Regions from separate parts of the Homo sapiens genome. Here regions 2, 3, 4, 5, 6 and 7 are each linked to region 1. The links are chromatin loops, found by intact Hi-C in ENCODE. Cell type or tissue: PC-9. All regions are shown on one strand. Region 1 holds the start of ADAM12 (ADAM metallopeptidase domain 12). Region 2 overlaps ADAM12 (ADAM metallopeptidase domain 12). Region 3 overlaps ADAM12 (ADAM metallopeptidase domain 12). Region 4 overlaps FANK1 (fibronectin type III and ankyrin repeat domains 1). Region 5 overlaps FANK1 (fibronectin type III and ankyrin repeat domains 1). Region 6 has its middle 79 kb from the start of C10orf90. Region 7 overlaps ADAM12 (ADAM metallopeptidase domain 12).

The links. Hi-C counts contacts between places; a loop is a spot of excess contacts. Peaks named below come from ENCODE experiments on the same cell type or tissue, not always from the same donor. Only the 100,000 strongest peaks of a DNase experiment are listed, where the experiment ranks them.
Region 2: it touches region 1 in a loop (9-fold over the local background); 4 of 110 quality-filtered maps call a loop at or near these places.
Region 3: a loop joins it to region 1, with 5 times the contacts of the local background. A loop is called at or near these places in 4 of 110 quality-filtered maps.
Region 4: it touches region 1 in a loop (5-fold over the local background); 6 of 110 quality-filtered maps call a loop at or near these places.
Region 5: a loop joins it to region 1, with 13 times the contacts of the local background. A loop is called at or near these places in 74 of 110 quality-filtered maps.
Region 6: it touches region 1 in a loop (25-fold over the local background); 6 of 110 quality-filtered maps call a loop at or near these places.
Region 7: it touches region 1 in a loop (7-fold over the local background); 4 of 110 quality-filtered maps call a loop at or near these places.

Annotation. Positions count from the first base shown.
Region 1 is chr10:126,385,249-126,389,248 of GRCh38, forward strand. ADAM12 (ADAM metallopeptidase domain 12) reads right to left here and starts at 3,229. Exons shown (of 23, transcript NM_001288973.2): 1 at 2,810-3,229. The coding sequence starts at 2,897. In PC-9, CTCF peaks have their summits at 1,944 and 2,147; a DNase peak (open chromatin) is centred at 1,933; H3K4me3 peaks cover 2,441 bases; H3K27ac peaks cover 1,044 bases.
Region 2 is chr10:126,197,680-126,201,679 of GRCh38, forward strand. The region is part of intron 3 of ADAM12 (ADAM metallopeptidase domain 12); the gene reads right to left. Among named protein-coding and RNA genes, the nearest start is that of ADAM12, 190 kb to the right of the region's middle. RefSeq lists a silencer at 2,752-2,932. In PC-9, no CTCF peak of the experiment used is centred here; a DNase peak (open chromatin) is centred at 1,732; H3K27ac peaks cover 2,075 bases.
Region 3 is chr10:126,133,495-126,137,494 of GRCh38, forward strand. ADAM12 (ADAM metallopeptidase domain 12) reads right to left here. Exons shown (of 23, transcript NM_001288973.2): 5 at 2,090-2,166. Among named protein-coding and RNA genes, the nearest start is that of FANK1-AS1, 160 kb to the left of the region's middle. RefSeq lists an enhancer at 1,684-2,883. In PC-9, a CTCF peak has its summit at 1,899 (motif pointing right); a DNase peak (open chromatin) is centred at 1,027; H3K27ac peaks cover 331 bases.
Region 4 is chr10:125,932,944-125,936,943 of GRCh38, forward strand. The region is part of intron 1 of FANK1 (fibronectin type III and ankyrin repeat domains 1); the gene reads left to right. Among named protein-coding and RNA genes, the nearest start is that of FANK1-AS1, 38 kb to the right of the region's middle. RefSeq lists an enhancer at 1,508-2,008. In PC-9, a CTCF peak has its summit at 1,521 (motif pointing right); DNase peaks (open chromatin) are centred at 1,588 and 1,888.
Region 5 is chr10:125,980,301-125,984,300 of GRCh38, forward strand. It overlaps FANK1 (fibronectin type III and ankyrin repeat domains 1), which reads left to right. Exons shown (of 11, transcript NM_145235.5): 2 at 1-38. Among named protein-coding and RNA genes, the nearest start is that of FANK1-AS1, 9.0 kb to the left of the region's middle. RefSeq lists a silencer at 2,111-2,160. In PC-9, CTCF peaks have their summits at 2,216 (motif pointing right) and 2,425; a DNase peak (open chromatin) is centred at 2,211.
Region 6 is chr10:126,747,620-126,751,619 of GRCh38, forward strand. No RefSeq gene overlaps it. Among named protein-coding and RNA genes, the nearest start is that of C10orf90, 79 kb to the left of the region's middle. In PC-9, a CTCF peak has its summit at 1,643 (motif pointing left); no DNase peak of the experiment used is centred here.
Region 7 is chr10:126,060,163-126,064,162 of GRCh38, forward strand. All of the region lies in intron 14 of ADAM12 (ADAM metallopeptidase domain 12), which reads right to left. Among named protein-coding and RNA genes, the nearest start is that of FANK1-AS1, 89 kb to the left of the region's middle. In PC-9, no CTCF peak of the experiment used is centred here; DNase peaks (open chromatin) are centred at 2,469 and 3,439; H3K27ac peaks cover 2,745 bases.

The sequences.
Region 1 (4,000 bases):
GGGGGGTTTATGGAGGCCTAATTACACAGCCATGATTAATTACACCATTGGCGATCAAGTCAACCTTCAATCCGTCTCCCCTCCCTGGAGGTTGCAAGGGAGGTGGCACTAAAAGTCCCAACTCTAATCATGCCTTAACAAGCTCATTAGCATACAAAAGACACTCTTAATACCCCAGAGATTCCAAGGATTTTAGGAGTTCTGTGCCAGGAACCAGGGGCAGAGACATATTTCTTATTATATCACAATATCACAGCTTGGTGCACAGAAAATAAAGCAAACAAAAATCAAGACAAGGCAATCATTAACTCTAGGAAAAGCAAAAAGTTACAAGAGGGATGAAATGCCATAAAACACTGCACGGCAAAACAGTGAAAAGTATTTGCAAAGTCTTCTTAGTGCAAACATTGAATTTTTTTTTAATGATGGCACTACTATATTGGGTAGTTGAAAAGAAGAGAAGGCAGTGTGTCTGGAGTAGGGTGAGCAAAGGGAGAATGGTAAGAAAGGAGATCAGAAAGGAAAACAGGAATTAGGTCATGCTGAGGTTTGGATTTTCTTTCCTAAGGGTGCTAGAGAGCCACTGGGGAGTTTTAGACAGGAAACTTGAATGCTCTAACTCATGTTTGAAAATAATAACTTTGGCTCTATTGTGGAGGAAAATATACCATGCAGGGATAAGGTGAAAAGCCAGTAGGCCCGTTGGGTAAGAGGGATAAGAGGCTTCTGCAGAAGAGATTTTTCCTATAATGTGGCCTGGACTGGGAAAGGCACACTTCGGGATGTAAGGAAGTGGGTAGGTGGGAATATACTTAGGAGGTTGGTGGCTTACGGAGTAAAAAGAGGGACACAGGGATGACTTCCTGCATGTCAGCACAAGGCATGTGGAGAAGGCAGAGGAGGTTGTTACTGGGTTCAGGAAGGCTGGGGAGGGAATGATTTGCAACTAGAGAGTCTGGGATCTAGGGTTCTGTTTTGGACTTGTTAGGCCGAGTTGCCCCAGAAAGTACCAAGTAGGCAACTGTGCCAGGGCTCAGGGTACAGACAAGGCTAGGGAGAAACTCAGAATATGCTCAGACTCAACAGGTAGTAATTCCTCCTTTTCTCTTGCCAATGCAAAGAAATGTTTCATTATATGTTTGGCGTTTTATACGGCCTCAATGGTATGATTTGGGGCACTGATTGATTGAAGACTTGATACTGAGAATCTAAGGGTAAACAAGCAGTGAATCCTGGAATATATCACAATAGGTAACCCATTCAAAGTGCTTAGGCCTCCCTGGTTTTCTATTTTGGGTCATATCTGTCTTAAGGAAACACTCTCTCTACCAAAGCTGAACTCATAAAATAGTAAAAGTCCTCCCCCGCCCACACACACAAGAAATAATTTCCCATTATTAGCTGGATTTAATAAACATTTTCTTCCAAAAAAAAAATTTGTCCCTGCTCAGTAGACTTCTCTTTATGTGTACAAAGCACGTGCCAAGTTAAAGACCATGTCAGGCACACTTTGAGACACTTTCCGTTTTTTAAAAAGTTCTTTCTTAATAAACATTCAAAAGGACCAATTTGTTTAAAAGTCTTTCAAAGCACAATTCACTACAGGTCGTAGAGTTCTTTAAACCCTCAGCAGGATTCTTTCTTGACTTTCTCATTGCTTTGTGCAATCTTTGTATTTAATCATTTATCCCCGAATTGGTCTTCGCAGTGTGGCTTTTAACAAGAACTGGGTTTTAGCCACATTACAGTAGACGCGGTGGGGGCGGAGGGCAGCAGTGGCAATCGCAAAATAAAACGTATCATAAAGTGGTAACGGTTCGTGATTTAGGCCAGTTGTTGAAAAATAAATGCCTGTTATATAGAATCACAGAACTTGAGAGCTTGCGGCCAAGGGAAGTCGTTCATCGGTGGACCGACAGCGCCCCGGGCGGCAGAAAGAAGGCGGCGGCGGCGGAGACCCGGGGAAGTTGCCGGATTTTTAAAAAGGCACCTGCTGGGTGAGTCCTCACTGTGCAAACGGGAGCCACAGGTGCCCGATTTTAAGGGGCTACAACTCGGGAAAACCTAAGTCTGTAAAACTAAGTACGTTAAACTAAGTAAGTTCTCGCTGTGCACCAAGTTGATGGGGGCGATTATTTACGGCGGAGAAACTGAGTGGAGGAAGGAGGGAGAATTCCGCTAAAGTTTGCCTGCGACTGACAGCTAGGGAGTGACCTGGAAGCCAGGAAGAGGGGCAGAGAGGAAACTAAAGAAGTAGGTAAGAGAGTCAGTTTATGAAAATAGAGCCTGCTGTGGAGAGCAGCAGGCACACCTGCGGAGGAGGGGGCTGCCTCACCTGCGGGGCCGCTGCGCGCCCCCCTAAGTGTGTTAGCGGGGGAGGCGGGGCTGGAAAGGAAACCTGGTGAAGGGCTGGCCCGGAGCCTGGGGTGGGGATATTCACTGCGGGATAGGGCCAGCAAGAGGACCCGACACGCATCGTCCCGAGTGACACGTGTAAATGTCAAGATACAGAGACATCTGCAAATGTCACCCAAGAGGGTGAGGACGGGGGAGCGGTCCCGAGGCTGTGCCCTCCGGGGCAGGTACTGGCTCCTGTGGGGCTGCGGGCCAAGTGTCGCCCTTCCCCAAGGAATTGGCACCTGGGGGGGGGGGGTCGGTCTCGCCGCGCTGGAAGCGCAAGCCCCGGGGCTCCGGAGATGCGCCGGGGCGCGTCGCCCCTCGGGGCAGCCCTGGACCTCGGCGCGCCCAGGCGCAGCGTGCGGTGCCCTCGGCGGGGCGGGCAGCGAGCCGCCCTAGTTCGGCGACTTACCTCGGGCCTCGCAGGGCGCGAGCAGAGCACCGGCCAGGGCGAGCAGGAGGGCGCGGGCGGGGGACACGGGCAGCGGGCGCGCTGCCATCGTCGCCGGCCTTCAGTGCAGCAGCTCTCGGGCCCGGCGGCGAGCGCTGCACCATCCCACGCGGGCGCCGAGCCGGGGCCGGGCGTCGCGACCGGAGGGATTTCCTGCCTCGGCGAGTCAGCTCCGGAGCCCTCGCGCAGCGCCCGCGCCGCCGCTGAGCTCTTCTAGCCTTTCATTTTTAAAAAAGTTTCCCCCCGTGTGTGTGCGTGCGTGCGCGCGCGCGCGCCGTTCTGGCACAAGCCAGCCTTGACCGTTGCAATAAATGAGCAAACTGTCCGAGTTGGCCCGGGGACTAGGAAGAGCGTTAGTGAGAGAAGGCAGGCCTGTGAAATGGATCCACGGCCAGCAGTCACCGTTCTTATTACCGCGGAACAAATTATTGTCTCCCCCGCACCCCCGCCAGTTGGCGGCGTCCCGCGGGTCCTAGAGACCGCTCGGGTCCCCCCGCCAGGGTCCCGCCCCGAGCCGCGGCTCGCTCACCCCCGAGGGTGGGCGGCTCAGACGTGGCTCAGTGGCGTCCGGGCGCCCGGAGCGCACACGTCCCCGCCCCAGGATGATGTGGCCGCAGGGCCCGGGGCGCCCGGCTGCCAAGCGCACATGCGGCGGCACGGTCCAGCTTTTCAGGCTGAAGCTGGAAACGATGACTCTGCTACTCGCTCCCCGGCTCTCTGGGAACCCTCGGAGTGCGGGTCAGGTCTCCACCGCGGCCCACAGCCCGGCGCGCGACCCCGCCCGGCCCTAAGCGCCCAAAGGGGCATCTCTCGCCCGAGAAACAAGCTTGGACTCGCAGGCACAAGACACCTGGGCGTTACTTTTGATCAACAGTGTTAGGTTTTACGTTGATAGATTGGCTCACGTTTCCATTCCATGACCTGGACCCAGAAAAGGGTGTACAGTGACGTTCCCCAAACTTTCCTGATTGTAAGAAGCACCTGGGTTGGCTTGTTAAAAAGATTCCCGGGCGCCCTCCTACGCTTTCAGAATGAGACTCTCCAGGCTGTGAGGCCAGGGGAGCCCAGGGTGTTTGGAGAAACACCAATGAAAGAATGGTGCGCCTTGCCTTCTCATCCTTGTTCCGGGCTGACCCCACCTCTTCAGCCTCG
Region 2 (4,000 bases), 190 kb before region 1:
TGCAGGAGCCTGCCTGGCTGCATTTGGTATTTATATATCACTGGTGCCCAACAAATAGTCAATGAATTTGGAGGCTGAAGTAAAGATACTTAGGTGGCCATGTGACAGAGAGAAGTGATGCTGGTAGGGACATCTTTGGGAAGGGAGGGAGGTTATGAGTGGAGAAGAAGCAAGAAAATGCTTCACAGGCCTGAAAGCCCCAGACAGCGGGTGGTACGTGGAAGGCCTAAGTCTCCACCACGCATGGGGTGACATCACCTCCGTGAACTGCAGGAATGGGAGAGGGAAGGGACTGGGGCTTCAATGTGAAATTACAGTTCTTCATTCCACACAAAGACATGTGTTCCAAATTAACATCACTGTTTCCTAAGAAGCGTGAAGATGCAAACCAGGTATCTCCTCATGGGTTGGGGCTGGTGTTCAGTCAAGATGGACAGCCACTACGGGCCTTGCTCTCCTCCCTTGAGTCCACGGCCCTCCCTGGAAAGCCCCCTGTGGGAGGTGCAGATGCAGGACAGGAGAGGGGTCAGTCACCGTTGCAGACGCCCATGCTCTCCGGCATCAGTAGACACATTTCAAAGACTGAATCTCAACCCTGCCATGGCAGAGGGGAGGTCACGCTATCAGGAAGGTCTGTACCTTTTTCTGGTCTAATGAAGTGTAAGACGACAGAATTTACACAACCAGGAGAGAGACCAGAAGGGCCCGGCAAGTCTCATCACCCACATGCTGGATTTGTCTCCAGCTCCTGGAGCCATTGGGAGGGGCCATATGTTCTGCATTTCACCGGCTCTTGCAGTGAAATATTTGCTATCTGGTTTGTGGACGCAAAATGTGCAACCAGGGCCAGTGTAGCCTTTAGCTCGTGTGAATCCTGCAGCTTCTGTTTCTGGGCCTGAAGACAGAGATCCAGCACCTCCCCTGCTGCTCCTACCCAGCTGTGGGTGCCGGGGATCTCTGCCTGCACCTCTGGATGAGGCTGAGTGCCTGGCACGCATCCTTGCAAAGCAAATGAACAACCATTACAAACAGACTCAGTTTTCATCTCAAGGTAGGTCTGTGCTTAAACCTGACAATATGCTCTTTCCATTTTATTTTTCTTTAAACCCCACCAAATTTCATGTGTATTTATGAATATACTGTTACTGCCAAATTCCTGGCACTTTATTCATATTAGAAACTCCCAGCTGTGGTGAGAAAAGAGGAGAACATTTTTCAAGAGGGGAAGAAATGACTTTTCCCAGTATATCAGAAATATGTCCCATTTTATTACCACTATCTGATATCAAAGAGTAAGGAAGGTAGGCTTGAGCAGAAGGCCTGTAGATTCCAGAAATTTCTTTCAGGGCATCTGTGTCTTTTTATGGTGAGCTTTGTGCTTTTGGGGCCCTAGGAATAAGGAATTTAAGTTATGTAGTCAAGTCCTCAGTCTCACTTTAAAACTACCTGCTTACCAGGTTGAAGACCCCAATAAGTTTAGACTAACCACCTGAATGAAGGTTTCGTTTGGGGCAATTATCTAGATGATTCAGTAAAGTGTAAGAAAAAGTGATTTCAAAGCCTTGGACAATGACAGGAGGATGAGGCAACCCAGCCCTGCTGAAAACTTATCCACCTAATCACCATCGAGATCAGCGGGCCTGACCATCCCGCTGAAATGGCCGGTGTTCATTTCAAGTCATGCCAACAATCATATCTGCTTGCAGTGCATGAGTCATTTTAGGCATAACGGCCACCAGCCAATTTCAACGACTACCCATGACTCAGCCATATTGTCAAGTTCGCAGCCCCTCCTGGCCTCCAGCTAATGCGTTGGGATTCTACCGCAGAAACGCTCCCATAAACCTCTGCTCATCAAGTGTCATCAGCCCCATGCATCATGTGACCCTGTCTGTGGGAAGCTGCTGCTGCTTCCCAGAGTGTGTCTCGGACCGTCTTACACATCTAAACAAAACCAGGTTTTCATTTTTAGACTTCAGTGAGTTATTTTACTAAATCAGAGAAAAATAAACATTTAGAATTACAAATGGAATACATATAAAGTTTCTGTACATGTCAGTAATATTCCCTGATAATGAAAGAATAAGGATGCATTCTTTTAAAATAAGTCATCCTATCCCTGTCTCTCTAGCTAATTGAGATTGTGCATGACCTTGAGAAAGGCATTAAGGTTTGTTCTATTAACAAACATAGACAGTGTGCACCTGATCAAAGCAATGCTTTTTGGTCAAATGATTGACTAACAAAAACAAAAGCCCACTGGCACAAAATACAGGCACTCAATGGGGTCTTCCACACGCACCATGACCTATGTATATAGTCCATCAACAGAAGGAAGGACAGTGACTTACACACTAGTTACCAGACAATTACCACCTACGAGATGCTCTTTAATATTCACTGTTCTATTAATTAGAATATTCTATGAATTGGTATTTCCATGCAGGGTCTGACCTGGGCCACATAATGAGGTGGAACAGGTGCAAGCTGTTAAGGTTGGCAAGAAGTGCAGCTCACACGGGGACTGGATGGTCTGAGGGCACTAGGAGGGAGCAGGAAGGACTCCAGACTTCCTAGGTCTTCAGTTAACTCAATGGTTTTTGTCTTTGAAAATGGAGTAACAGATTAATAACCATGACATTGATCCCCAAACACGATCAGATGCCTTCAAGTATGGTCTCAAGGCTCAGGAAGTTTATGCTCTAATTATGAAAATGAAATTGAACAGTAACCAACACCAATAAAAGCAGGAGCATTTGGAGGTTAAAAACCAGAATTTTGGAGTCAGAAAAATCAGCACGACTCCTGTCTCCATCTCCCACTACTTGGTGAGATCTTGGGCAAGGGATTTGCCTCCCTCAGCCTCAGCATCTTAATCGACAACACCACGATATAATGGTTCCCACACTGTGGAGCTGCCGTGGGGTGCCAATAAGATAATGTGTGCAAAGAGCTCAGTTACGGTGCCCAGTGAACTCTCCAGGAACGTTAGCTATTTATGGCAAGAGCAACATCAGCAGCAACAAAGCACCAGATGAGAAGCTCTAAATGGTTCAGAATGTTCAAAGGAGAGAGGATTCTCAATAGGTTGGAGTCTCCAAGACTCTAGAGAAAGAGCCCAGGATGTGGTTTGAGATGGACGTTGGAGAGTTGTTAGGACTTAGATTTTGTGTACGTGATGGGGGCAGGGTGGTGGTGGTGGTTAAATCAAAGCAACAGAGATGCTGTAAGCAAAGGCACAGATATTGTAAATGGCACATGGAATGTTCTAGAAACAGTAGACCAGTCTGGGCAGGGCATAAATTTCTCATATGGGAGGTAATAGGACGTGATCCTAGAAAGGTGGGGTTGTCCAGGCTGGAAAAGAGTATGAGCATCAGGCTAAAGTAGTCAGAATTTCTTCCACAGGCCAAATGGTTATTGAACAACGGAGTGAGAAAAAGGGATCATTTGAGAAAGGATAACATGATGTGTGCCGTGGGTTGAACCGTCCTTCCAAAAAGATACGTTTAACTCCTACTTCCCGGCACCTGTGATGGTGACTTTATTTAAAAATAGGTTCTTTGCAGACGTAACCAAGCTAAGTTGAGGTCATACTGGAGTAGTGTGGGCCTTACAAGGAGAGGGAAATTTGAACACAGGCACGCAGAGAGGAGGCTGCCATGAGACGAAACAGAGATACAGAAGAGAAACAGGGGAAAAGGCCAAGTGACAAGGGAGGCAGAGACTGGAGTGTTGTTGCCACGAGCCAAAAACGCCAGGGAACCCCAGGCAAGCACCAGAAGCTGGAAGAGGCGAGGAAGGGTTCCTCCCAGAGCCTTGGGAGGGAACGTGGCCCTGCCAGAAGTCACAAGTCCTGGATTTAGGATTTCTGCCTTCCAGAGCTGCGAGAGACCGAGTTTCTGTTGTTTGAAGCCACTCAGTTTGTGGTGCTTCATTACAGCAGCCCTGGGAGATGGGGAACTGGCAATGTACAGGGAAGACATGATGTAGTCACCAG
Region 3 (4,000 bases), 250 kb before region 1:
CCACCTCTTACCAGAGTTACTCTGAAGACACCTACCCAAGCCTCCGCTTCTGTGCACATTCCCTACAGTCTATTTCCAGCCTGGCAGCTGGAGTGCCCCTGTAAAAATGTGAAGTCAGACCACATCACTTCAGCTCCAAGCTCCCTGGCACCCATCACTGGGGGGGAGGCCAAAGGACATCTGATCACCTTCGTGACCCCTGGTGATCCTACCTTTCCACTTCCCTTCTGACCTCATTTCTCTCTACTGCCTCCCTGTCCCTGTCCACTCTAGTTATGCTGGCCACCTCGCTGCTCTGGGAATATCCCAGGCATCTTTCTGCTTCAGGAGCTTTGCACATGCTCTTCTCTCTGATATGCTACCTACCTCATCTAAAGGGCTCACCTCACCTCCTTCCGAACCTCCCTGACTACCTGTTGCCTTTCCTGTCCTCCATCTCAGCTTTGTCTTTCTCCATGATCCTTGACATCATGTATCTTACTCTATGTCCATTGTCTGTTCCTTCCACTAGGAAGTGCTCCAGGAAGAATGCATTTTGTTCAGTGCCGTGCCCCCAGAACCTAGAACAGAACTGGCAATGAGGAAGCACTCAAGGAATGTTTTCTGAACGAATGAATAACTGAAGAGAAGCAAATTCAAACCACAAGGCACCTCCTTCACTTTTCAGAGTAGCAGACATCTTAAAGTTCAATTGTGTTGCATAAATAGGACATAAAAATGCTTTTAAAAAAATGCAGGTATGCAGAAATGTGTGTGTGCATGCAAATGTGTGTGTTCACTCAATGATTTGGGTCTGTGTCTGCTAACTTGGAGAGACAGACAGGGTTGGGTGACAAAAGAAAGCCGTAGAATGATGTATATGATGTGACTCTATGTTTGTAAAAATAAACAAATACACACCCCAATCTCTGACTATGTGTTTACATGCACAAGGGATGAGAAAGCTGGGAGGGGAATTCCCAGCTTGCATTTTTATCTGAGTGGGACTGGAACGGGATGAACGAGGAAGAGGAATAGCTTTGTGTACTTATTTTTAGTTACATGAAAGGACCAACGCTGGTAAATACTTAGAGATAAATCAGATGTATTGAGCAATGGGGAACATGTGAGCAAATAGAACTCTCATTCTCTGCTGGCTGGAGTAGAAGTGAGGGCAGCAAAGAATAAACTGGTAGGTGTGTGGTTGTTGTGTGTGTCACATGCATATTCTCATCCTCCATGATCCCACACAGAACCTGCAAAGACGTCACAGGAACTGCTGATGCGCAGAATGTGATTCTGCTTTTTAACTCAAGCAGGTATATCCTTCCAGGGCCTTCTCTCTCTTCCCTCCCATGGAATCATGCTTTGGTGCCTTGGGCCAAAGTTACCCAGGACTCTGAGGTTACAAACATTTAGTTCACAAATTCGATAAGCAAATCCAGTAAAAAGGCTGAAACAGCTGGAAATTTATCAAACAAAATGATTTTCCTGGGGAGCACATAAGGGCCACCTGATGGCCAATAACTGTGATGTGGAAGGAAGCGGGCTGTGAGTAACACCTGGGGTTGACTTGTCTAGCATGGGAAGGTAATTGTTTCCTGCATCATGCCCGTAGCATAGTAGCAAACCCCCTACCAATCCATGCCTCTATTCAACTCACCTTGGTTGTTGCTAAATTAGTTTCCTTACTTTGTTTCCTAATGAGAGGAGGCCCTTTAAGATTTACATTAAGCCAGCAGCTTCAACATTGGTATGTAATGTTCTATCTTTTAGCACTGGGAATTATAAAGCATCAGAGCCACATAAATGGAAAATAATTCACAAAATGCTTGGATGTAGAAACTCAACCAGTTCAGTCGCTTTTACCCCACCAGGCCTGAGGATGGCACTGTAAGAGGGGGCATGAACATGAGGCTAAGATCCTGGGTGGCCATGCTCTTGTAAGCAGTGGAGAGAGGGCCTCCGTGTTCTCTTGCCTAGGTGGAGGTGTAGCTGAGCTGGGAGCCCCCATCACTCACTCTCAGTGCTTTAGCACGAGCAGGAAAAGACAGAGGTTGCCTGCAGTAGATGGCTGAAGACTAGAGCCGCCATGGTCATGGCCACTTACCTGAGACCAGAACACGTGCTGAGACTGACTGCTGAATCAGAATATCCCCGTACATGTCCATGGTAGTAACAGTGACCCTAAAGGGGAGGAGGAGAGAATCCCATTTCAGTTATAACACATTTTTGCCCACTTATAATAAATCAACTGCCTCTTGTTTTTAACTATAGAATTTTCCATTGCATAAAATATTGTTCTACAGTCTTAATATTTAATGCAAAGCCCAACATGACCCAGCCAGGGTCTATGTCGGGAATATCTGATTTACTTACAGATTACCAACAGCGGTTTTTAAATGAACCCTAGTTTCACTCTTGTCTCTCTGGCACCCTACAGGAAAGCCCTGATACAGAACGTTTTACAAAATCCAGCAGCAAAACAAATCACATTGACATCGCCATTTTACCCTCATGTAAATTGTCTTTTGTAATGAGATGAAGAACTGTAGGGGGTATTTAAGCACACTGTGAAATGTAATAAAACAAGGCCTAAATCTGTGGCTTATGAAAACGGGAAAGCAGATGAGAGGAAGTGGGGGTGAAGAAGGAAGGAGGGGACCTCACTGAATTACCCAATTGAGAGCTGAAAGTCTATCTCGGCAGGAAAGAAAAATAGGAAGGTCTTCTAAGTCTAAGACAAAAGTTCCCGTGTGTCATGCCTGCAATATTCTATTCTTTGATAATGTCACAGCTTACAAAAAGAAACCACAGCACAGACACTTCCTTAGTGAAGACAGATATCAGTCCGGAATCAAGGTTAATTTTATCATCGAGCAAAGGTTATGCTGCAGCCCCAATTAAGTGGCAGACTGGCAAGAAGTGGCTGAGTATACTCAGTACTCCTCACTCAGATCCTCTGGACGCCAGCTGGGTGCAGGTCTCTGCAGAGAAAGGTACATGCATCTTCTCAGGGTTTCCTCTGAGAAGCTCCTCTTTTGAGCAGCTCAGGTGTTAGTCTGTCTCCACTGCACCCTCCTTAGCACACAGCTCCTTCACACACGACAACAGTCATGCACTTTGTCCAGCGCAGAGCTTGGTGTCCAGTCATTCTGCCCAACAAAACCCACCTTGACTTTGCTAAGAAAAAGCACCAGATGCAATTGAGTCATGAAGAAAACCAGACACCACCATGGGAAAGGGGCTAAGATGATCTCTTGGTCTCAACGTAGATGACAAAATTCTCAGATCATCTAAAAGGCGATGAAAGGAGGGTGATAGGGTTAAGGGGTTGCAGGGACATTTATTATTCTGTTGAGCTTTTTCATATTAATTTTAGAAGTTCTTTATATACTCAGGATATTAATACTCTGCCTGTTATTACATGGGAAATGTCTTTTAACTTTGCTTATGGTATTTTTTGTTCAGAGTTTCCAGTGTATATCAATCTAAATGCATTTGTCGCTCTCTTCATGCATTTTTTGCATAGCTCAAGGTGGCTGTTTTCAGGGTCACAAATATGTTCTTCTTTATTTTCTTCTATCTTTATAGTCTGACAATTAGCTCTTTAATCCATCTGGAATTAATTTTTGTGGGACTGTGAGGTTCAATGCTAACTTTCCCCTAAAAATGAGAGCCAGCTGTGCTTTGCTGCCATTTTTCCTTTTCTCACTGATGTGACATGCTACCTTGGCATATATCAAAGGCCCACAGTATGTTTGTGGTGCCACTTTTGTACTCTCTGTGCTAGCCCACTGAGACAGACATCCATTTGTCTGTTTCTGTGCCAATTCCACACTGTTCCAATGACTATTGCTCTATACTCTATTTTGATATCAGGTAGAGTTAAGTTGTCCTTTAAAATTAAGATTAAATTCACTTGCCATAAAACTCACCTTTTAAAAGCATATATAATCAGTGGGTTTTGTTGTATATTCACAATATTATATACTCATCACCACTAATTGATTCTAAAACA
Region 4 (4,000 bases), 450 kb before region 1:
TGCATCTATTGAGATCATGTCATTTTTTTTTAAATTTTGTTTGTGTGGTGTACCACATTTATTGACTTGCATATGTTAAACCATCCCTGCATCCCTGGTATGAAATCCATTTGATCATGGTGGATTATCTTTTTGATATGTTGTTGGATTTGGTTAGCTAGTATTTTGTTAAGGATTTTAGCATCTATGTTCATCAAGGATATCGGTCTGTAGTTTTCTTTTCTGGTTATGTCGTTTCCTGATTTTGGTATTAGGGTGACTTGGTACCAATTCTTCTTTGAATATCTGGTAGAATTCTGCTGTGAATCTGTCTGGTCCTAGACTTTTTTTTTGTTGGTAATTTTTAAATTACCATTTCAATCTTGCTGCTCGTTATTGGTCTGTTCAGGGTATCTAATTCTTCCTGATTTAAGCTAGGAGGGTTGTATTTTTTCCAGGGATTTATCCGTCTTTTCTAGGTTTTCTACTTATGTGTGTAAAGGTGTTCACAGTAGCCTTGAATGAGCTTTTGTATTTGTGTTGTCAGTTGTAATATCTCCTGTTTCATTTCTTAATGAGGTTGTCTGGATTTTCTCTCTTCTCTTCTTGGTTAATCTTGCTAATGGTCTATCAATTTTATTTATCTTTTCAAAGAACCAGCTTTTTGTTTCATTTATGTTTCGTCTTTTTTGTTTGTTTCAATTTCATTTAGTTCTGCTCGGATCTTGGTAATTTCCTTTCTTCTGCTGGGTTTGGGTTTGGTTTGTTCTTGGCTCTCTAGTTCCTTGAGGTGTGACCTTAGAGTGTCAGTTTGCACTTTTTCAATCTTTTTGATTTAGGTGTTCAGGGCTATGAACTTTCCTCTTAGCACCACCTTTGCTGTATCCAAGAGGCTTTGATAGGTTGTGTCATTATTGTCATTCAGTTTGAAGAATTTTAAAATTTCCATCTTGTTTTCGTTTTTGACCCAGTGCTCATTCAGGAACAGGTTACTTAACTTCCGTGTATTTGCATTGTTTTGAAGGTTCGTTTTGGAGTTGATTTTCGATTTTATTCCACTGTTATCTGAGAGAGTGCTTGATATAATTTCAATCTTCTTAAATTTATTGAGGCTTGTTTTATTGGCATCTGCAAGTTTCATTGGTTGATTTTTCTATATTTTGTTTGGTTTTGGAAATAAGTATAATAAAACACAGTCCTGCTCTTAAAATGCATACAATCAGTTAAATAGCTAATTTCAACATAATGTGATGTGGAAGAAAAACATATTAAAATTGTGCTGTATTTAAAGTTTCATAATAGAAATGTTAATTTCTTTACTAAAGTGACCCTTCTACTGCAGCAGGAAGACTGTTTTTATAATTGAAAGATAGTTTGCGTTTTATTACTTGGCTTTTCTTTATAGTTTACTGTACATGAATATATCCCTAAACACGTATTATTATAATTCTGCCTGTTTTGGGGCAGCATCTACCTTATAGCACTGGCTGAGGGCTGAGCTGAGCGTGGCTCCAAGGGAATCCAGCCTTGGGCAGTAGGTGGCAATGTTGGGCAGGCAGATGAAGGCTCCGGGATGTCTGGCTAGTTATGGGGACTGAGCTGTGGGCAGAATTCCAGTCCTGCGTGAATTAAGGCTGGTCCCCAAACCAAGTCGAAGAGACAGAACAGACTGGAGGAGGAGGTGGGAGAGGTCCATGATGAGAGCCGCTGCCATTTATTTAGCATTGTGTACTGAGCTCTGTGCAGGGCACCTAACAGCCTAGCATGCAGCAACTCAGTTCCCACCACCTGTACCCCTACCGTTTTTTTTTTTTTTTTTTTTTTTTTTTTTTTTTTTTTGCAAATCACGAAGAGAAAGACAGTTGGAATGTGGCAGAACCAGGATTCTATCCCAGTCTGGCTGTCCTCACAACTCTGAATCATCAGGTGACAACAGTGTCTTGCTAGAATTGCCAGTTGCTGCTGCTCGGGAGCAGCTGGTGCCTGCCCTGCAGGATGGTGCCATGGGCCTGGCTGAGCTGTGGCTCCCAGCACGATGCTGTTTCTTCCCCAGGTCTGCTCAGTGCTGCAGTTCAGCAGGGTGGAGGCTATGCTGTGCATGCCCCAATCTCTTCTGCCTGGGGGTGTGGGCAGAGCTGCTGGCCTTCATCTCTCTGCTTGTTTCTCCAGACATCTCCTCCTACTCTGATAGAGACACCCTGTCTTGGGACATCCCCCCATTCATTCCTTCACGGAAAGTCAGCCTATTTTTGTATTTTACTTTGTGGTCATCTTCATAATATTTCTTCGTGGCATCGACAGCAGTTTGTAACTGGGGATTATCTGATTGTTATCTCTCTGCCCTGTGGAACTATAAGCTTCCTGAAGGCAGGGGCCGCATCTGAGCTCACTGTTGTATCCTCATAGCTTTACATGGCACCTGGCATCCAGAAGCCTTACATATTTACTTGATGAATGAATATATGAATGACTTCCTTCAACTAATTTTGTCTCTTACTTCCTAGTTGCCAGGTGGTATAAGACAGCAGGGTTATCATCTAATATATATTTGATGTGATAAGAAACTAAAGTCTTGTTGGGAACTTCAGTCTCAATTGGGGCAAATCAAGATTTTGTGATTCTGAAGCAGTTTGGGGAGTTGTCTTTAAGAAAAAGAATGCTGATTATAAACACAAAAAAGATTATAAATCTGTCTTTTAGAATGCCAAAAAGTATAATTAAAAATATAAAAAGCTGACCAATGTCACAAATGTCATAACATTTGAAAAATAACATTTATTAACTAATTGTCCAATATATTTCTATAATATCTTCTCCTATATATTTTGGCTACATGTTATTATGTTACCTTTGTATAACAATTCTGTCATAATAACTTCAGTGGCTGGAATAGAAAGATAATTAAGTCTTTCTATTAATATAGTAATTACACTTTTTTCTTTAGTCTAAAAATGTTAGACTTGCATAAATGTCTTGCTATATTATATGAAGACTACATTTTTAAGCTAATAAGGGCCACCAGTGAGGGAAAGGTTTACATACTTTCTTTACCTTCTCTGAATTCGTCATTAGGTAGTAGCATGTTTGATGGTAGATTTTCAACTACAGGAAAAGCATGGTACATATTGCTGGAGCATCAGTTTTACTTGTTAGTATATATGTAGAAACATTTTTATATTAGGACAAATGGAAACATCAGAGAATACTGTGCAAAATGTATAATTTAAAGCTCAAACACCAGACTTCATAAGGCTATAATTTTGACCTAATAGCTTGACACTTTTGAATCTAAGACAATAATCCTGATTTCCATCATAGTCTTTCCATTTGTTTGTAGGTATTTAGTTGAATTTAGTGATTTATTTTTTGTCCTTTTTTTCATTCCTTAACTGAAATTTAAACATAACTTTTTATAGAAATAAAAAGGATATACAGAAAAATGCACATATCATAAGTTTATGGCTTGCTGAATTTTCACAAAGTGAACCCACTGGAGCGAGATGCTGTCTCAAAAAAAAAAAAAAAAAAAAAAATTGCCACAACCCCAGAAGTACCTCCTCTTCTTCCTTTCCGGATTCAATCTCCATGCTTGCCAAGGAAACCACAGCCCTGACTTCTAACACCATGGGTTAGTTTTGCCAGCTTTTGAACTCTGTGTAAATAGAAGTATACAGTATGTACTTATTTGGATCTGACTTATTTTCCCCAACATTATGTTTGTAAGATTAATCCATATTGTTGTAGATAGTTGAAGATCCTTCTTTCTCATTGCTGTTCCATTAATATAGCACCATTTATTTATTCCAGTATTGATAAACATTTGTATAGTTTCTTGTTTTTGGCTATTATGAATAGTACCTCTAGGCTGGGCGTGGTGGCTCACGTCTGTAATCCGAGCACTTAGGGAGGCTGAGGTGGGTGGATCACCCGAGGTTGGGAGTTGGAGACCAGCCTGACAAACATGGAGAAACCCCATCTCCACTAAAAATACAAAATTAGCCAGGCGTGGTGGTGCATGCCT
Region 5 (4,000 bases), 400 kb before region 1:
GAAGACCCCAAAATGCACACTTATGGTATCATTTATACGTAGGTGCAGTGTTGAATTGCTTGCCACTTTGCCTTACTTCCTGATTAGCTGGAATGATTTCTGTTGTCTCTAAAAAGCCACTGCTTGTTTCAAATTAAAGAATGAGTCAGCATCATTTGTATTCATGCTCTTTTATGAATTACAATTTTTGGAAAATAGGCATTAGCAGTAACTTTGAAATTAAACCTCTGTACCTTTGAGAGCTTCTTTGACTTCTGAAATATTTTAATGATATGTATTTAAAATCCAGAATGTAGAGACAGACTCAAACAATAGCTTGATGCAATTAGGTGAGCTTCCCATCAGGCTGTTGTGTTCACTGACGTGGAATGGCCCCGCATGGTCTACCCTGGCTAGCTTCTCTGATCTCATGTCATACCATTGTCCCCTTGTCAACTCTCTTATACCACGCTGGCTGCCTCTCAGCCTGGACAGGCCAAGCTGGTTCCCATCGCAGGATCTTGCTCGTTGCTGTGGTCTTGAATACATTTCCTTCTGTTTTTATACAGCTGGTTCCTTCACACCATGCCAATCTCAGATGAAACATCCCCCCGCCCCCAGAAGGCCATCTGAAGTAGCCATCCTTTCATGCAGGCCTCCTGTAGCTCAGAACCTTGTTTTGTATGCCACATAGCATTTAGCTCTGTTGGGCTTATTTTACTTGTTTACTTGTTTGCTTAGTTTGTTTACCTTGTTGTTTACTTGTTTACTTCTTGTTCCTTTCCTGCCTCCTCACCCAGTATTAAACTCAGTGAGAGACAAATAAGACTTCTGCCTGCTTAACGCTCTAGCCGGTTCCTTGACAGTGCTGGCTGTTATATAGCAGGCCTTCCAAATGCTTCTGGCATGAACCAATACCACCAGGAGTAATGAAGAAGTCACTTTTGGCCAGGCATGGTGGCTCATGCCTGTAATCTCAGCACTGTGGGAGGCTGAAGTGGGCAGATCCCTTGAACCTGGATGTTCAAGACCAGCCTAGGCAACATAGTGAAATCCCATCTCTACAAAAAATCCAAAAGTTAGCCAGGTGTGGTGGCTTATGCCTGTAGTCCCGGGCTGAGGTGGGAGGATCACTTGAGCCTGGGAGGTCGAGGCTGCAGTGAGCCATGATTGTGCCACTGCACTCCAGCCTGGGTGACAGAGTGAGACCCTGTCTCAAAAAAAAAAAAAAAAAAAGTTATGTTTTTCTTCTTAGTCTTCATATCATCTCTGACTTATTTCTTCCCCTTGATAGATTTACCACTTGAAAAATGCAAAATGACTATTTTGTGATTCAGGAATACCAAAAATGAGATACAAATATGGTTTTTAGTGAAACTTTTAATTTTGAAATAATTATAGATTCATATCCAGTTGTAAGAAAGAGTGATTGTACCTTTTCCCATTTCTCCCCTATGGTAACATCTTTGAAAATAATAGTGCAGTGTCACAGTCAGGATATTGGCATTGATGCAGTCAAGATGCAGAACAGGTTCATCACTTTCCTGGCCTTTTCTCAAGTTTGCATTGTGATAAAAGTGCTGACATGAGAAGATAGATATGTTTATGTGTATGTGTGTATAAATATCTATAAATATGTATATAATCTGTATATGAAAGCTCCAATTTCAACTGTTACTTGAGTGATAATATATCTGATATTTGAGAAATTTCTCTGTACCTTAAGAAAAATCTGAAATGTAGTTGCAATGTAAAAATAGTTCTTGTTCTGACTACTCAAATGTTATTTTAATCATGTCGTTTTACTTATTGAAGGTATGCTTTTTCTATCTAAAAGCATGAATTATGAGAAACATTTCTCTTGAGAAAGAAAAAGACATCTTTCTTTCCCCCATCACCTTAGCACCACAAGCTGTGTTGGGCAGGTGAATGGGGCCATCCTGCATCGTTCTTTCTTCCTTGGCTGTGCCTTTGCTGGGTGGCCAGGTAGGCAGCCTCAGCTAGAGAAACCATAGCTGCGTGTGCTGGCTTCCAGCCTGAGGTGTGTGTCTGTGTTGTCTGCATTCTCCCCAGAGACCTGGTTGCTGTCAGGCTGGAGAACGCACTCTCACTCTGACGACAGCCTGGCATTGTGGGGCTGGCAGTGACATCTGTGGTCCCTGCTCTAAGGACAGTGGGGAAATGCCTGCGTTTCTCACAGAATTACAAGTACAAATCTTGACGCTAGGTGGCAGAATTAGGCTGCATTAATCTTGACCTCTTTTGCTTCCTTATTTCTTTCTCTACATAGCATTAAAACTAGCAAATGCTTTTCTTGTAAAAAGTGGTTATCTAGAATACCTGATGTTTGGATTGTGGATTTAAGAACTTCTTCCTGATTTGTCAGTTTCTGTTCCCATCAGTCATCAGTCTATCTGGAAACAATGATATTGTCTTTGACTTGGGCTTTCCTCCATGGCTTCTCATAGCCAGTCAGTTACTGAGTTCTCCATTTGTAGAATTGCTTCTGTGCTTTCCCTCTTTAGCTGCGTTTTCCCCTGCAGGATGTAGGCTTTATTTCTGTCTAGCTCATTTGTGGATCCCCAGCTCCTACACCTGCCCAGTGTATTTTCTGATGGAAGGAGTTGACTTTATTCCTTTTTTTTTTTTCTCATCATTCTATCTTGCTGGGCTAATTTCCATTTTAATCTTTCTTTTGTCACATTGTCTTTGGTGGGTCCTCCATTGCTTAAAGGATAAAGGCCAAATTCCTTAGACTAACATTTAATGTCTTTCACAGTTTCCCTACACCTGCCTTTCTTGTTGCCTCTTATTTCTCAGCACAAACCCTCCAGTCAGATTTCTTACTGTCCTTTGAATATGCCTTGACGTTTTCTGCATGTGTGTTCAGTTGTTTTCCCTGTTTGGACAGATTTTCCCCTCTCACCCTATTCTTTCTTCTGCCCTGGTCAGATTTTACCTCCACTGAGAAGCTCTCCTTACTACCCTATTGTCTGTGCCCTAAATTCCTGTGATCGTTGCTGCCCATGCCACGCATTCCATTTATTCCATCAGCGTGTATTATTGAGTGTCTGCCGTGTGTCAGACACTGCTCCGGATGCTGGGGATACGGCACTGGGAAAAAATTCCTCCCTCATGATGATGAAGGCAAACAATAAATAAGATACATAAGTAAAAATAGGTAGTCAGCAGGCAATACATACTGAGGGGCAGCAGCATAGGAAAAATTGAGGGCCTGGGGTAGAGGTGGGGAAGTCTTCACCAAGAAGGTAGCTTCTGAGTAGATCTGAAGCAAGGATACCTGGAGCCTTGCAACTATCTGGGGGAAGAACCTTCCAGACATAGCAAAGGGCAGGTGAGAAAGCCTGGCAGTACAAATGTACCTGGCTGGTCCCAGGAGCATTGAGGAACAGAGGGAACAAGGAGGAAAATAATGGGGGCGAGGGCAGCTGGGTCATGAGAGGTCACTGCCTGGGCCTTGAGGGTTATTGGGAGAACTCTGGCTTACTCTGAGAGAGGCGGGGAAAGCCACTGGAGATTGTGAAGCTGAGAAGAGGTGTGATCCGGCTTATGTTTTACGAGGATCCCTCTGGCTGCTGAGTTGGGAACAGGCTGTAGGGAGGCCAGGCAGCAAGCAGCAGGGAGGACTGATGAAGAAGCTTTTGAAACAGTTTAGGTGGGAGACAACACAACAGTGTGGAAAGTGGGAGGATGCAGGATATGCTTTAAAGATGGATTTAAGAACTTGGTGGTGGACCGAATATGGGATGTGAGATACGGGATGTGAGAGAGAGGATGGTCAAGGGATATGTGGTAGCCAGCACAGGCCCAGTGATGCTGCTGGAAGCATCAGCGTCACAGTCTCAGTGGCTTATGGCAGCAGTGATTCCCTCCTACACACCATGCCCACCGTGGGTCGGCCAGGGCTCCATCCTGCATTGTCCTCCTGCCACAGCCCAGGCCATGCGGCAGCCTCTGCGTGAACATTGTCAGTCACTGTAGCAGGGGAGAGAGCATGGCA
Region 6 (4,000 bases), 360 kb after region 1:
TAACCTCATAACAGTTAAATGCACATGCCTTTCCATCCAGCAACTCCATGCATTCCAAGATATTTGGAGAGGTTGTTCACACAGCCTTGATAGTAAAGGTGAAACATTGGAGACCTCCTAAAAGTCAACCAGTAAAAATTGACCAATTAATTAAGATACGGCCATGCTAGGGAACTCTGTGCCACAATCAAAATGAATGAGGTAACTCTCTGTTCTTACTGGGAAGGGTACCCCTATGGTATCATCAGGAGAAGACCATTATTGTTAGTAAATAGACAACTTTGTTAAAAAATTAAAAGAGTATGTGCCCAATATAATATATGTAAGTTTCTATGCATAGAAAAACTTCTAGAAAAATAGAGATTATCCCCGGAGAATGTAGTTAATAGCAAGATGGGTGGTAAAGTAGTATACTTTCATTTTTTTATTAGAATGTTCTGATTTTATAATTTTTTTAAATCCCCAATCCCCTATTAAAATGCAGATTTCTATGGGGAAGGGTCATTCCATGCTGCCAGGCAGCAGCTTGGCTGGAACCCAGGTGAGTCATGGAAGTGGGTATTTATTAGGCCAATGTCTGAGAACCAGCCCCAGGAGCCTGGGAGCAGCCTGCAATGGAGGGGCTCAGCCACAGAGTCCACTCAGTCTTTTACAGATGGGGAAACTGAGGCCCGGAAGGAAGAAGGATTTTCACAGGAAAGTAGGGACCAAATCCACATGGCAAGGAGGCTCTGACCAGAGCCATTCCCCACCTGCAGACCAGAGCACAGCAAGAGTCGAACAGCAGGATTTGTGGAGTGCTGCCCCAGCAGCCTGGACTTCTGTCGTGGATGGACAGTGACACATCTTCAGCCAGTTGCAGTCACGCTGGGTCCTGCCTCTACCACAGCATTCACTCTCTCAAGGTGGCTGCCCATGCACAGCATATCAAAACCAATGGACCAAACTGTAAAAGAATTGGCCCAATATCCATCTCATGTTTTCCCTTCCAGAATGTTGACATTACTTTATATTTTTCAACATCAGAGTGTCTACTAGGTCAGAAGAATTTAAAGCCAGTTACATCTGGGCCGCTTGATACTAGGGATAAAAGCAGTTTCCATTACATAATGAAATCCTTGGCTTTCCCCATCCAGAGCCACAGCTCCCCTTCTAGTTGATTGAGCTGCTGACTGGCACATGAATACTGTATTTAACTAAAATCAACAAGGACCAGGAGGTATAGGATTTTGCCTGCAATTCCAAGCAATCTGCTGACCTTTCTCTGACACTACTTACTATATTTTAGTGTCGGAATCAATTGAACGGTGGGTTCTAAAGAGAGCAAGTGAATTCATTTGTGCTTTGGGAAAAGGCAGCCCCAGCGATCCTCATCCATCACTGTTAGATGGAAGGGGAAATGCCTTAAAGTGGCTCGTTTTCTTTCAACTGCAATATGCCAGCAGAGCACATAAGGATTCTATAACATGCAGCAGTCACTGTGATTCATCCTCATAAGGCAGTGTCTGGGCCAAAAGAGAATGTAAATCTCAGAGAATCACCTTCTTCTGCTGAGTAAGTGGATAGGGCCATTTGTCCTCTAGGTACCAACCATGTAAGGGGCACAGTGCCCTCTGGTGGTAGCTGCTTTTTCCTGCGCTGCGCAATTGTACGCTCCTCCTACCTGCCCCATGGAAGAACAAGGCGGCTCTGTTCAGAGCATCCCATGGCTGGGTGGCTTGGGGAGTGGGGAGGCCCACAAGACTGTATGTGCTGGGTGAACCTCACAGGGCCTGAGGAAGAGAGTCTGAAATTGACAGTGAAGCAATCAACCTTAAAAAGTATGGCAGAACAGGCCAGTAGGTGCAGGTCTAGCTCCTGTGGGTTGTGCTGAAAAATGGCAACCAACCATCCAGGCAAGAGGCTCTACAGAGTTCTGATAACCTCCTCTCCAGACCTGCTGAAACAATATGGAGAAATGCCCAGCCAAGAAGAAAGACAGCACTGCCTGGTGGAAGAACATGGGCTTGGAAGTCAAAGAAGCTGGATGTGGGGCCCAGCTCAGCCACTTGCTGGTTGAGTGACAGAGGACAAGTAATTTACATTCTACAGTCTGCAAATCCGTTTCTTCATCTGTGAAATGGGAGGGAAGAAATCCTACCTCAAGAGGTCATTATCCAAACAAACAAGACAATCTGCGTAATGGCTCATGGCAGGGTCTAGCAGAGAACAGGTGGTTGTCAAGTGGCAAGTGTGGCTGAGAGTGGGCTGCAATTCAGTGCCCTGTGTTCTATTCCTTTTTTGTAGAATTTATCATTATTATTATTGTTTTATTTTTCCATAAGTTATTGGGGCACAGGTGGTATACTTGGTTACATGAGTAAGTTCTTTAGTGGTGATTTGTGAGATTTTGGTCCACCTATCACCCAAGTAGTACACACTGCACCACATTTGTATTATTTTATCCCTCACCCCCCCTCACTCTTCCCCCCAGGTCCCCAAAGTCCATTGTATCATTCCTATACCTTTGCGTCCTCATAGCTCAGCTCCCACATATCAGTGAGAACATACAATGTTTGGTTCTCCATTCCTGAATTACTTCACTTAGAATAATAGTCTCCAATCTCATCCAGGTCACTGCAAATGCTGTTAATTTGTCCCTTTTTATGGCTGAGTAGTATTCCATCATATATATATATATATATACACACACACATACATACATACAGTTTCTTTATCCATTTGTTGATTGATGGGCATTTCGGTTGGTTCCACGATTTTACAATTGTGAATTGGGCTGCTATAAACATGTGTGTGCAAGTATCTTTTTCGTATAATGACTTCTTTTCTTCTGGGTAGATACCCAGTAGTGGCATTCCTGGATTAAAGGGTAGCTCTTTAAGGAATCTCCACACTGTTTTCCATAGTAGCTGTACTAGTTTACATTCCCACCGGCAGTGTAGAAGTGTTCCCTGATCACCGCATCTATGCCAACATCCGCTGTTTTTTTTATTTTTTGATTATGGCCATTCTTGCAGGAGTAAGGCAGTGTCGCCTGATGGTTTTGATTTGCATTTCCCTGATCATTAGTGATGTTGGGCATTTTTTCATGTTTGTTGGCCATTTCTACATCTTCTTTTGAGAATTGTCTCTTCATGTCCTTAGTCCACTTTTGGATGGGATTTTTTTTTTCTTACTGAGAAGATTTTCCCCCACTCTGTGGGTTGTCTGTTTACTCTGCTGACTGTTCCTTTTGCTGTGCAAAAGTTCTTTAGTTTAATTAGGTCCCAGCTATTTATCTTTGTTTTTATTGCTTTTGCTTTTGGGTTCCTGATCATGAAATCCTTGCTTAAGCCAATGTCTAGAAGGGTTTTTCCAATGTTATCTTTAGAATTTTTACAGTTTCAGGTCATAGGTTTAAGTCCTTAATCCATCTTGAGTTGATTTTTGTATGAGGATCCAGTTTCATTCTCCTACATGTGGCTAGCCAATTATCCCAGCACCATTTGTTGAAAATGGTGTCCTTTCCCCACTTTATGTTTTTGTTTGCTTTGTCAAAGATCAGTTGGCTATAAGTATTTGAGCTGATTTTGGGGTTCCCTATTCTGTTCCATTGGTCTATGTGCCTATTTTTATACAAGTACCATGCTGTTTTGGTGACTATGACCTTATAGTACAGTTTGAAATCAGGTAGTGTGATGCCTCCAGATTTGTTCTTTTTGCTTAGTCTTGCTTTGGCTATGCAGGCTCTTTTTTGGTTCCACATGAATTTAGAATTGTTTTTTCTAATTCTGTGAAGATGATGGTGATATTTTGATGGGGATTGTACTGAATTTGTAGATTGCTTTTGGCAGTATGGTATTTTCACAATATTGATTCTACCCATCCATGAGCGTGGGATGTGTTTCCATTTGTTTGTGTCATCTATGATTTTTTTCATCAGTGTTTTGCAGTTTTCTTTGTAGAGGTCTTTTGACTACTTCGTTAGGTATATTACTAAGTATTTATTTATTTATTTATT
Region 7 (4,000 bases), 330 kb before region 1:
TCTCAAAGTGTATTGCTTTGCCAGTTAGAAGTTGCAGGCATGTGTTTTGAATTTTCTGTTGTTTTATTTGTAGAAAGATTTGGAAGCAGGATTGTTTTATTGAAATATAACGCCAGATTGAGAAAAGCCCATTTCAAAAGGGAATCATTAGTTGGAAGGAAGGGCTTCGTCCAGTCAGTGTTTGGGTCGCCAGATCTGGAGGGTGAGTAATGGACATCCTGAATGTAACTGGAGAATTCTGGGCAACTCAGCAACTCGGGCAAGGTCACTGGGGTGCAAATGTCAAGGGCCGGTGGGGCAAGGACTCAAGGACTCTTAGAGCTCTGAGTTCCTACATTTCCCAGGAGGCCTGTGATGACCCCAGTGCATACGTGATCCAGATCCTGAAGCATTTGCTCCTGGGTGGGGAAATACTGCAAATGCAAACTTGACAATAAGTTTTCCTTTCTGAATCATGAAAAGCTAATTCAAACCAACCACTACAACAAAGCATTGAAATGTTCTCAATGGTATATCTGGCTGGCCAGGGGCCTGGCTGAGGAAGTCACCTCCGCTCCCAGGACTGCATTTGTCCGGGATCCATGCCTCCCGGGAGGATATTGTGAAGGATTCACATCCGCCCTCCCCTCCAGATCCAGGCAGGAGTGCACAGGGACTGTGGGAAGTGTGTCACTCTGGCAGAGTCGGGGCTCTTGAGTCAGCATCTTACACACAGCAGGACATCAACAAATACTTGACAAATGAGAGAATGGTGTGGCAGTTGAGGATCTCTGCTCTTCAAGGCACAGCCCAAGCTCTACACACACAGAACTACCTGCACTTGCCCTGGTTGGCCCCACTGTCCCTTTGTGCCCTGAGCTGTTGCTGTTCTGTATACTGGAAATATCCATCCTCTTCCACCCCTGGCAAACCACTATTCCACGGCAACCTTGTCTTCAAAGCCTCCTAGTTGGCTGCTTTCCTCCACCCCAACATATCTGGCCCATGACCCTCTTACAGCCCGTTTTACAGACCCCAAGGATTTGAGTACCTTGCTCACTAGTCTAAGCTTCCTGGGAGTGCAGCTGCATCTTATTTATAGAGTTTAGATTTACTAGGAGCTCTGCATCTAGCATAGAACCACATATATTACATGGAATAGATTATAGGCTATGTTGGAGCATAACAGACCCTTGGGGTAGGTAGATCACTATCCTTATTTTACAGATGAGGCATAACAAGGTTGAGCAATTTGCAGAAGGTCCCTTGCTAGTAAGTGGTCTGTTCAATGCCTGTGGCTCCCCTAAAAGGCCCACATCCTTGTCTAAAACCTATGCACATGTTATCTGACATGGCAAAAGGGACTTTGAAGATGTGATTACTTTTAGGATCTTGAGGTGGGGAGATCACCCTGGACAATCTGGGTGAGCCTGATGGAATCAAAAGGGTCCTTATAAGAGGAAGGCAGGAGAGTCAGTGTCAGAGAAAGGGATGTGACTACAGAAGCAGAAGTCGGAGAGGGACAGAGACTTGCAGATGCTGTGCTGTTGGCCTCGAAGATGGAGGAAGGGGCCATGAGCCAAGGAATGCAAGTGGCCTCTAAAAGTTGGGAAAGGCAAGGAAACAGATGCTCCCCAGAGCCTCCCAAAGCAATGCTGCCTTGCCAGTATCTTGATTTCAGGATTTCTGACCTCCAGAACTGTAAAATGAAGCATTTATAAGCCATTAAGTTTGTGCTAATTTGTTACAGTAGCCATGGGAAACTCACACAGCGCCTGTAAACTGGAAACCAGGCGGAAACACCGACAAGGGGAGGAAGGAGCACACTGCACTCCCAAAGGAGGTGGTCAAAGGCCCATTCCAAGAGCTCCCTGGCATCAAGGGCCACAGTGGGTTGCAGCCTTCCCTGCTCTCTGCTCTCCCAAGGAAGTCTGTATAATGATCTGAAGAACTGAGGAGGGGCGGGCAGGACAGACCAAAACCCAGGAAGTCACAAGCCCGAGGTGGCTTCCCAAGCCTGGTCTCTGTGCTGTGGCTTTCAGGAACCCTGAGCCAAAGATAAAGCCTCTTCACCAAAACTTTACATTTGTTACCAACAGTCCTGATGCCATGGATGTTCCATGCTGTGTGCAGTGGCCACACACGACACCACCCACCACCACCCCAGCAAAGGCCTCCTGGTTACCAGGGAGAGAGTGGGTGGGAGAGAGTAGAGCTAAGCCAGGAGCTCCCAGGGAAGCCCCCTCCTTAGGAAGAGGACGTGGCTACCTGGGTGCTCAGACCTCCAGCCTCCCCCTCCATCATGGGGATGATGAGAGCCCAAGCAGGTGACTTCCTATTGCTCTTGCTTTTGAAAAGCTCAGTCTGTGGGTCAGGTTGTCAGTCTGTCTGCCTGTCTGGTTCTCTCTCTGGTCAGGCAGCTACAGAAGGACTAGACTGATGAGATAATAAATACCAGCTTTGGTCACCATGAATCAGAGGCACACAGCCAGCTGAGTCACACAATGGGGGTGGCTCAGACAGCACTGTCGAGTTCCCTCTGACCTCACTCTGGAAACGGGGCCAGCTGTTCGAATACGGCAGGGCATTAAGGAACACATTTCACTCCCAAAGCTCCAAGTGTTGTGTGTGCTCTGGCCACAAAATGCTTTTTGGAAAGGAGCTTCATCACAGCCCTTGTAACTCAAGAAAAGGAGACTGCTGATTCTGGAGAAAGGCTGGGACGGGGACGGCACTAGGGATGCCTGAAGCCATGAAGATTTGGCCTGCAGCAGTAGCCGCAGTCCCAAAGTGACCTCAGTTGGCTAAAAGCTGCCTGAAGTCACTAAACCATGTCAAGCCCAAACACCATTCAATGTGTATAGCGAGTACTGGCTTAGTCCTTGTCATTGCAACAGGGTGTCCCCCACTGCTCCTGCCCCCTGCTTTGCCCAGGGTGCCCCAAGGCCCAGCAGGCGATGATGCCAGGACTGAGGGCTGCTCAGGGTCCAAGGATGAAGTACTAAGGGCCCGGGAACTGCAGGCCTCCCCATCCCACCTGCCCACGCGCATCCCTGAGTGCTGAGGAGCATCAGAACAACTCCTCAGAGGCCGAGCTAAAGAGGCCTGCGCTCGTCCCTCCTTGCTACCAAGCTGCCCTTTCTTTTCCCCCCCAGAAAGCTCCAAGTACAGAGGACATCGCTGGCTGGCAGGGGACATGGGCCTCCCAGCAGGACCCAGCTCCGAGAGACATCCATCTTGTTTTCCATGCCTGGGCGTGGCTTTTACATTCCATTGAAAACCCAGGCTTCGAGGTTTAGTCATCAATTTCTGTTCCACTTTATTTCCCTCATCACTCCTAAAACCAAAGCCTCACAACAAAAGTCTGACAAAGGTCCTATCAGGTTTCCCTCCCGCTAGAGATCCTGCCTGATTCTGCTTGGCTTTCAGCCTGGGCCTGGCCGACCACAAGAGGCCTTGCCAGAGCTGGGGTCTCTGGCCTGGGCTGAGGTCATTTCTGCAGCCAGCAGGAGGAGGGAGTGACAAAGGACTCAACCACATTATCATAAGGGAAAGAGAACTGCAGGACAGGGTGGGGCCTGCACTTGTGGATTTCACGGTTGGACTCCTGGGAGCTGGACACAGGCATTGAATCTCAAATGGTTCTGGGGTGACGGGGCCTTGGAGTCCAGGGCTGCCCAATGAGGCCTTGGATCTCTGACCCCAGAAGGTGGGGCATGGAGGAGAGACACGCAGGGGATGGATTCTTCCCTTTTGCATCTGAGCTTCTGCTTCATTTTGGAGCTTTGGTGGAGCTTTAGAGCAACACCTCCCTCTTCAGGGTGACTGTGCATTGTGGGAGTAACACATGGGCATTGGGTCACAGTAACCCAGGTTCAAATCCTAGCCCGGAGACCTGGGGAAACTGACATTTGGTCTCAGAGTTTGAGCATCATCTTCTGTAAAGCTTCATAGTCCCCACTTCAGGGGCTTGTTGGAGGGTCAGAAGAGACAAAGTGTGCCAAGTGCCCAGCCTGAACTG